Linked DNA regions of Homo sapiens: region 2 is linked to region 1. Evidence: chromatin contacts called from ENCODE Hi-C or POLR2A ChIA-PET data. All regions are on one chromosome and are shown on one strand. Each heading gives the region's core, a stretch centred on a gene start or an enhancer-like site at or near the end of the contact. The rest is flanking DNA. Distances are from core to core; before and after follow the strand shown. Region 1 holds the start of WNT2B (Wnt family member 2B). Region 2 overlaps CAPZA1 (capping actin protein of muscle Z-line subunit alpha 1).

Region 1 (4,762 bases), core at 1,443-3,942:
GGATAGATAGAGGGAGGGCAGTGGTTAGAGAGTAAGGGGAAGAATCTCAAGCTATGAGAAAAATCCAAATATTAACTGGTGAAAATGATGGCCTTCTGCTCCAGAGTGGAACATGGACACACCAGAGTCAACAGGCATTTCTCTTCCACGGGTTGTACAGAACATCAATCTTGCTGGTTTTTTCCTAAGAGAAAGGCTTGGGGGCTTAGCCTGCCCTTAGAAGGTAGCTTTTCACCTTATCCCACAAGTGGTGATCACTGAGGCAGGCATCTGGGCCTGTAGCTATGACAGGTGTGGAGCAAGGAGGCTGAAACAACCTCTGTACCCACTTCCCAACCTGGCCCTGTTGCAGCCTTCCTCCTTTTCACAGGGGCTGCTAAGTCACTCTGTGTCACCTCCCTCCCTCCCTCCCTCCCTAGCTCTTTCACCCAGGAATTTTTCCAGAATCTTTAATATGAACCACATCAGGGGAGGGTAGTAGAGGGAGAAAGGAAAAGGGAGAGGGAGTAGTCAAGAGTACAAAATGGGAACTAGGAAGACCCCCATTTGGGTCTTTAGGAACCACTGCCAGGATGCTGAAATTACCAGAGTGACACTTCCTCACCCAAACACCAATTGGTCCCCAAGACTATATCCCAAACTGGTAAGAAGCAATCAAGAGTCCCAAAAAGCAAACTGCTGTCTGAGCCAGATAAAGATGGGCAGCGGTTACTTCATGTTGTCTCAACAAAGACCCTGAAGATGCCAAGTCCCCAGCCAGACCAAGCTCATGAAGGCAAAAGGTAGCTTTGATCTCACTCAGAACTTTGAAAGGTTTTTCTCCTCATCCCCCTTCTCCCCTTTCCCTTTCTAAAAGAATGTTTCAAGCCAGATGTAAGATATAGGCCTCTCTGTTCCCCCAACCAGAACCCCCCCTCCTTGCCTTCCCCAACACTGCAGAGATTTAAAAAAAAAAAATTCAAAAGAGATTTTTCTGAAACAGGAAAACAGGGGGTGGGGGTTGGGATAAGGAGAGACGGCATCTTGAAATGATAGGAATCTGCAGCCCAAGCTGGCGGGCCCCTCGGCCAGCTACCCCTCACCCTTCAGCCAAGATTCCAAGTCAAGAGGAGAAAAGCCACAGGGTGCAAGGAGAGAAGAGACCACATTTCGGGGAGGGGGGCTTGCACGGGAAGAAGAACGGAGTAAGGAAAGGACGGGAGGCACTGCCTGGTGGAGAGGGGCAATAGCCTAGTCCAAGAGGCCAGTTTGATTGTGGGGTGAAGAGGAAAGACTGAGTCTTTTCTAGGTTCAACTCTCCCTGCTTTGCCCTCTCCCCATGGTGGGGAAGAAGGGAAAGCAGCTCCTTCTCCTACGGGAAGGTGATGAGTGCCATCCAAGGAGTAGGGGGCAGGGAGGATTCTAAAAAGAACAGACACGAGACATCCAGTGGATCTGTAATGCCTTTTTGCCTCATCTGCCCTCTTGTGAAGTGTCTGGAGTCTAGGGCCTGCAAGAAATCTGGGGAGGGGGTCTCTTAGTATCTTGGGACTCCGCAGCCCTCTGGCTCTTGGAGGGGAGAAATGGGAGATGGGAAAGAATAGGAAGAAGGGAGGGAGGCAAAGTTTCCTAAGTGACATCCTCAAAACGGTGGCTGAAGACAAATGCCTAGATAATGCAAACCCATGCGTTTTGTTTGTTTTAATTGTGGGAGTTAATGGGGTAAATTTTGCCTCGATTCCATTTCTAAGCCTCGGCTGGGTGCTGCTGCCTCACCAAAGCCTTCCTGTGGTATGGGTGGGCTAGACTAGCGAGCTGCCCCTTTCTCCACCTCTCAGAGGGCGACCTTAGGCGATTGGGGCCCTGGCGAAGCTATTGCGGGCCCTGGAAGGTTATTCGTTCCTTGAACTCACCCTGAGGGAAACTCGGAAGGTAGCTTCTGCCCTAAGGGGCTTGAGCTGAAATAGAGGGGGTACAGCACGTGGAGGCCTAAGGAGCCGCGACCACCGGGCATCCTTGCTCCGAATGCCCAGCGCCTTTCTCACCAGTCGTGTAAGACGCGGCGCCTCACCCTCCCGCCACCCCGCGACTTCAGATTTCAGTGACAGTCCTGCCCGAATCGTCTCCAACCCGTCGAAGCAACAGCCTGGTCCCGTGAGCAGCCAGTCCCTCCAGGCGCCTCCGGCCTCTCCTACCAAGCGCCTCACCCGCCCAGCCTGAGAGCCACACTTACCACCAGGACGTGTCTACGCGGGCCGGCAGCGTCAGCAGCAGCAGGAGCAGAAGGCAGGCAAGACCTAGGCGGGCCGAAGCCCGGGAGCCGTCGGGGGCCGCGGGCGACGGCACAGGGACCGGGGCGCTGGCGCGCCGAAGCGGGAGCTGCGCAGCTTCCTCCGCACCACCCGGTCTCAGCATAGCTCCCCGAAGACTCCCGCCGCGCAGCCCGGAGGGGCGTGGACGGGGCACCTTCTGGGGGTACTCAGGCTGCTCCTACCTCACCCCCCTGGGGGGCCATGGTGTTCGCCGGCGGCTGGGGACCTAGGATCACCTGGGGTCCAGAGCCCGGGAGGAGGATCCCCGAGAGGGGCGCAAGTTGCGATGTCCGGAAGCCGACGACGGCGTGCCGAACCCGGGGTCTGGGGCGCGCTGCCTGAGGACCGGGTGCGGTGTCAGGGGGTCTGCGGCGCTGAAGGGAGCTGCGGGCCTAGTGTGCGGACAGCCCCTTCGGCCGCGGGCTCTCATTGGACGGGACGGGGCGGGGCCGAGGCCGGGGACACGCGCGGCCCTTAGGGCGGCTCCGCCCGCGCCAAGCCCGGGGCGCTCCGCGACGCCCTAGGTGTAGCAGCCGCCTCCGCCCCTCGGGGCTCCCGCGCGCCACCGCGCTGCACCCCCACCTGCTCCCGCACGCTGCGACGGGACGCCGCGGCTCCCTCCTGCGCCCCAAGCGCCCAGTCCCTGCCGACACCGCGCCACCGGGTCCTAGCGCCCTTCACTCAGCAGCCCCACTTCTATGGGTGACGGCCAGGCTGGCGGAGCGGGAAGGGGATGCGGGCACTTCCCTCCTGTCCCCAACCTACAGTGACACCGGCGCTGAGCACGGAGGATGCACTCATTTCCTCCATCCTTGCGCTTCTGTGAAATGGGTAGAGTCCCTGCCACCGGGAGTTGGAGGTCTTAACTACCTTTTCAACACTGCCTACAGGAGCGCCGTGGGCAGTCGGCTTCTAGCAGGGGATGCTTTCAGCTAGAGCTCATCGCCCCTGCTTCTTCTGAGCCACTGCACCCCCCACCCCCAATGCATCACGTTTAGACCTGGCTCCTGCTTGCCCGGCCTGCCCGGCCCGGGTGCTTTTCTTTACGGACCGGGAATCGACTGCCGACGCTAAGGGGGCACCTGCGGACTCCCCGCCCCTTACTCCTGGGCTCAGCGGAGCTCAGTCTCTCCCCGCTCCCCCTCTGTGCCTCGGTCCTCCACCCTCTCGGGCGGGGCTGAGAGTATGAAAGAATCAGAAACAGCTGGGAGGTTTTCCCGCACCAGAGGCCAGGGTGGGGGTCCTGCCGAGAGAGTGGAAGCCCTGGAGCTTTTTCCCTCCTTCGTCTTCTCGCCCTGCCTCCTCCCCACTGCTCCTTCACCCTCCCTCCGCCCGCACAGCGCCTGGGGGCGTGGTAAATAGGGAAGGGGTGGGGAGGTGCAGTCTGCCGAAAGAGACTCTCCTCTCCCCACCACCCCAACCCTCAAACCTCCCAGGATAGCAGGTACGGGCCCTGCGGGCACTGTGGCCCTCCGTCAGAAGTAAAATTCTTTTTAAAATCCTGGGCTTAACTTCGAGAGTTCAGAGTTCACCTGGGATCTGGCTCCAGTCGCTTCTTCAGCCTCAGTTTCTCCCACCTCGCAGGTGTCTTTCCTGCCTCCTCATATGATTTTAAAGTCCTGGGGTAAACAACTTACTAGTAACTGCCGATGCCCCCAACTCCAAATTCACTGTCAGTCTTTGGTTGGGGGTGGGGGGCGGTGGTGGCGTTAGAGGTGCCTCCCGAGTGTAAGCAGATGGGGTGCAGCTGGCTGCAGACATCTCAGAGACAGAGATAGTGGAGAAGGTTTCAGAGGAACCTTTAACCTCTCTCCCCACCGCCTCCGGGTCCTAGCGCCCCTCACTCCGCAGCCCCAACTTCTGTGGGCGGGCAGAGTGGGAAGGGGCTGCAAGCACTTCCCTCCTGTCCCCAACCTACAGTGACACTCCTTTACCCCCACTTTCTGTGGTAAGGTGATGAGTGCATTCATTAATTCAACAAATACTTATTTCCTACCACATGCCAGGACTGTGCTAGGCACTAGGGACCCATTGGTGAACAGTCTATGCCCTCATGGAGTTTGCCTTCTATTGCAGGAGGATAGACCATAAACAATAAACATCAGAAGTAAAACAGAGTATGTTAAAAAGTAGTAAGTGCAGTGGTAAAGAGAGCACAGTCAAGGGGATGGTTACAGTTGCAACTAGGATGATCAGGGTAGGCCTCATTAAGGTGACATGCAAGCAGAGATTTGAAGGAGGCAAGGAATCAAGCCAGGCAGCTTCCTGGTGAAGAGCATCCTAAGCCGAGGGCAGAGCCCGTACAGGGACCCAAAGGCAGGAGTGGGCTGGTGTACGAGGGTTATCGAGAAGGCCATCCAGCTGGAGCGGAGTGCGTGGAGGAAGAGAATTCAGATGAGTCCCTGAGGTGCTCCAAGTCATGAATGGGAGGCAGTGCTCCCCACTTGGGTGGAAAGTGGGGGCTGGGCTGG
Region 2 (4,262 bases), core at 1,002-3,501, 130 kb before region 1:
ATGTAATTTTCACATCATGAAATATGATTATTCTTTTTTTGTTTTCAACCATTCCAAAAGCATTAGTTTATAGATCCTATAAAAACAGGCAGTGGGCCCAGCACAGCAGCTCACACCTGTAATCCCAACACTTTAGGAGGCCAAAGCTGGAGAAACGCTTGAGCTCAGGAATTCGAGACCCAGCCTAGGCAACACAGTAAGATCTTATCTCTATTACAAATAACAAGAAAATTTAGCCGGGCATGGTGGCACATGCCTGTAGTCCAAGCTACTCAGGAGGTTGAGGCAGGAGGATCACTTGAGCCTGGGGGGTCAAGGCTGCAGTGAGCTATGATTGTGCCACTGCACTCCAGCCTGTGCAATAGAGCAAGAGCCTGTCTCAACAAACAACAAAACAAAACAAAACAAAAACAGATGGTGGACTGGATTTGGCCCACTGGCCATAGTTTGTCAACCCCTGACACAGAACAAAAGAACTTGTTATGTTTGTTCACTGCAGTATACCCAGGACTGAGACCTAGAACATGCTAGGAATGTGAATGAATGAATACTATTTTATTGTTTATAAAACTCTTATGTAAGCTGTTTCTTTTATTGATCTTTAAAACAGCTTGTTAAAGAAGGCAGGGGAGAGACTATTATCCCCATTTATAAATCAAGAAATAGGTTCAGGGAGTGTAAGTGCCTTGTCTAAGATTGCATGCTTATAATAAATGGGTGGAGCTGGAATTGTAACTTAGACATTCAACTATATCATGCAGTATTAAAAGGAAGTATAAGTCTGGAGGATTACCTTTAGTGTGTCACATGAATTTGACTGTCCTTTTAGACTGTTTTAACCAAGAATTGAGTCAAAGCTATGCTTGTGAAAGATGCAGTTGTTACAAAGTTGAGAAGAATAGATAAAATGATAAATAAGTTTAAAAGTTAACATTTTATCCAACTTCAAAACTGGGTCAAAGCTAAGATGAAATTAATAGAGCAAAAGGGGAGAGGGAAATGACTAAGCAGTTAGTGACTGAAAAAATATCTTTGCTACAATACAGATGAGGGATGACATTTTCATTAACAGTGATTTAGTCAATCATTCTCAAGGGTGGGAGAGTGAAAGAAAGAAGGCAGTTATCTCCCATAAAGGGGAGGTATGTCAGCTCCTCTAACTTGAGAATCACTAATATGAAGGTTTTAGTTGAACAAAAACTGAACTGCTGCTTAAAAAAAAAAGCCTTTAAAAAACTGTCCCTATTTCATAAAGTAACAGTTTCACTACACACTGTATTCATCAGATAGTATCTACACTAAACGGTGTAACTCCTTGAATATTTTAAAGGGAGACTATCCGAGGCTTTTACATAATTTCCTCTTTCATATATTTAAATATTACAATAAAATTACTAGCATAAAATTAATTATATTTTGTTCCTAACCTAAAAAGGGGGGATTTAAAATATATAACCAACAAAAGATAAGATTTCCTAAATTTCAATTTCTTCCCATTCGTCTTATTCTCTTACCTCTAAAAGGGGGAAATAATAATAAACCAATCCTTGCAAGATTCAAAATTTCATTTTCACATTACTAGTATCTGTACTGAAAGTTTAAAAATCAGTCGCACTGAAAAGTCCTAAGTTTCATTTTCCCTAGAAGTGGCTTAATTTTCTTAGATTTTCATATACCATATTTTAGCAAGAATCTTAAGAAAATGTCCTAAGGAATTTATAAAACTGTAGCTTATTAGATAATCTTTTAATAACAGACCCCACACATTTCATCAACATTGCACCTATTCATAACTAGCTTTTATTTTTTATTTTTTTCTAGAAAGAGTCTCGCTCTGTCACCGAGGCTGGAGTGCAGTGGCGCGATCTCAGCTCACTGCAACCTCCGCCTCCCGGGTTCAAGCAATTCTCCTGCCCCAGCCTCCTGAGTAGCTGGGACTACAGGCGCCTGCCACCACGCCTGGCTAATTTTTGCATTTTTAGTAGAGGTGGGGTTTCACCGTGTGACCAGGCTGGTCTCGAACTCCTGACCTCATGATCTGCCTGCCTCAGCCTCCTAAAGTGCTGGGATTACAGGCGTGAGCCACTAAGCCCAGCCATCACTAGCTTTTAAAATTATTTCCTTGGGCCGGGCACGGTGGCTCACACCTATAATCCCAGCACTTTCAGATGCCGAGGCAGGTCAGGAGTTCAAGACCAGCTGGCTAACAGGGGGAAACCCTGTCTCTGCTAAAAATGCAAAAATTAGCTGGGTGTTGTAATCCCAGCTACTCGTCTCAAAAAAAAAAAAAAAAGTCCTTGACAAACACATACAAACGAACTTTAAGTTAAATATTTAACAACTGCAACTCTTTGTGGGCACTGGTGGATAATTCTAGACAGAAAAGGGAGAATTCTTTCGCTAGATAATATCCACATTCCACTTATCAGCAAAGGCCTGGTCAGTTTATACCACCCCAGTTTTGTATACTTTAGGAGCCAAATCTCTGCCAGCATGTCTCCCTGGTCAATAAAAATCTTTACCTCCTTCATTAGTCTACTGAATGTATTAAAGATTTCACCTCTTGGCCTTGACTCATACTCTCCTTGAAAGTTGTGCCTTTCTCCCTATCTTGGTCTGTCTAAATCCTTCCCATTTTTTAAGGTTGGGTTCTTCCAACCCAACCGTAAAAAGTGTTCAAAGTGTATTTGAATGCTTATCATAGCACCTAAAATATAACTGCTACTGATAATTAGTTCTATAGATACTAGTCTGCCTCCAAAGACTCAAGTTTTTTTGGGAGGGAAACTGCCTTGCTTTCCTCTTCTATATATTACAGGGTCTAGCAAATTAAATTACACATGGCAGGCAATGAGTAAATATTTACAAAATCCTTTTTGAATAAGAAGATGTAAAGGAAATGTTCTCAGTTTTAAAGATTATTATGAGGTACTATGGCAAAATGGAAAAATATAGGCTCTGGATTGGACAGACCCAGTTTTGAATTTCAGTCACTTAAAAATCTCTTTGAACCACATCCTCTCCCTAAAGTGGGATAGTATGTACTCCTTAAAAATTGTTGGGAGTTGTTACAGCTCTTTTAGAATTTGTGTAGCAGGTTTTCTGGTTTTCACCAGAAACCAACCTACCCAATATTAAATTTAAAAAAATTGTTGTAAAGATTAAATGAGACAATATATGGTCAAATCTTTAGCAGAATACTTAAAATATAACAGGAGAGGCTCAATAAATGTCAGCTACTGTTATCTTAACTGGTCACAGCAGGATAACTCTTACTTTAAATTATAAACTGAGCAAACCCTTCAAATTACTATCAAATTACTACTTCAAAGAAAATAATCCTCTTGTTCTAGAAATCCTTTGGGTCCTAGCCACTTTATATTCTCTATCATTGCCATCATAATAATCCCCACCAATAACTACACAACTTTTTACTGACCAAAAAAGCTTTATGAAAATGTCTGTTCCAATTTCCCTTTGAAGTAATAACACATATTTCAAAGTTTTTAAAGTTTTCCAAATAGGGTATACTTAAAGAAAGTATAATAGTAGTAAACTATGCCTCCGTAAATATTTATTTTACTTATTTTCACTCTAACCCATTCCAAAAGTATTCAAGAATAAATAGTTGCATTTATTTTTCCTGAAAGAGATATGTACAGGATGTTATTCTTATCCTGGTAAGTTCTGCTTGCACAGAATTCAATGCTATTTCCTAAGGGAGTTTTTCCCATTTGAAGATATTTCGGATGTTGCATCAAACTAAAAAGCTTCTGTATGGCAAAGGAGAAAATTAACAGTAAGAGGAGACAACTAAGTGACTGGGAGGAAATATTTGCAAACTATACATCTGATAAAGGGCTAATACCAAAAATATATAAGGAACTCAAAACAACTCAATAGCAAGAAAACAAATAACCCAATTTTAAAATGGGCAAACGGTCTGAACAGACATTTCTCAAAGATATACAAATGGGCAAGAGATATATGAAAAAATGCTCAACATCTCTAATCAGGGAAATGCAAATTAAAACCACAATGAGATATCACCTCATGCCTGTCAGAATGGCTATTATCAAAAAGACAAATGATAACAAGTCTTGGGCCAGGATAAGGAGAAAAAGGAACCCTTCTGTTGGTGGGAATGTAAATTAGTACAGCCATTTTGGAAAATACTAACAGCATGGAAATTCCGCAATATACTAAAATTACCATATGATTCGGAAATTCACTTCTGGATAGATAGCCAAAGGAACTGAAAT

The links. Hi-C counts contacts between places; a loop is a spot of excess contacts on that map. ChIA-PET counts read pairs that join two places held with the same protein, here RNA polymerase II (POLR2A). Pooled maps may share reads with other maps.
Region 2: a loop to region 1 is called in a pooled map, with 2.1 times the contacts of the local background. The contact joins the enhancer-like site here to the promoter of WNT2B in region 1. A Hi-C loop is called at or near these places in 2 of 50 pooled maps. POLR2A ChIA-PET finds 5 or more read pairs at or near these places in 5 of 52 experiments (AG04450, BJ, Caco-2 and 2 more).

What each region holds. Positions count from the first base shown.
Region 1 is chr1:112,506,895-112,511,656 of GRCh38, reverse strand. It overlaps WNT2B (Wnt family member 2B), which reads right to left and starts at 2,692. Exons shown (of 5, transcript NM_024494.3): 1 at 2,213-2,692. The coding sequence starts at 2,394. RefSeq lists enhancers at 1,457-1,956, 2,881-3,424 and silencers at 2,056-2,350, 2,344-2,453, 2,514-2,593, 2,654-2,763, 2,774-2,903.
Region 2 is chr1:112,633,585-112,637,846 of GRCh38, reverse strand. All of the region lies in intron 1 of CAPZA1 (capping actin protein of muscle Z-line subunit alpha 1), which reads right to left. It also overlaps the pseudogene RNU7-70P. Among named protein-coding and RNA genes, the nearest start is that of CAPZA1, 16 kb to the right of the region's middle. RefSeq lists a silencer at 1,944-2,043. Within about 2 kb of position 2,251, at least 4 of the 41 ENCODE cell types and tissues checked have a DNase peak (open chromatin) inside an H3K27ac peak, as active enhancers do; they include endothelial cell of umbilical vein, where a contact is called at or near this core.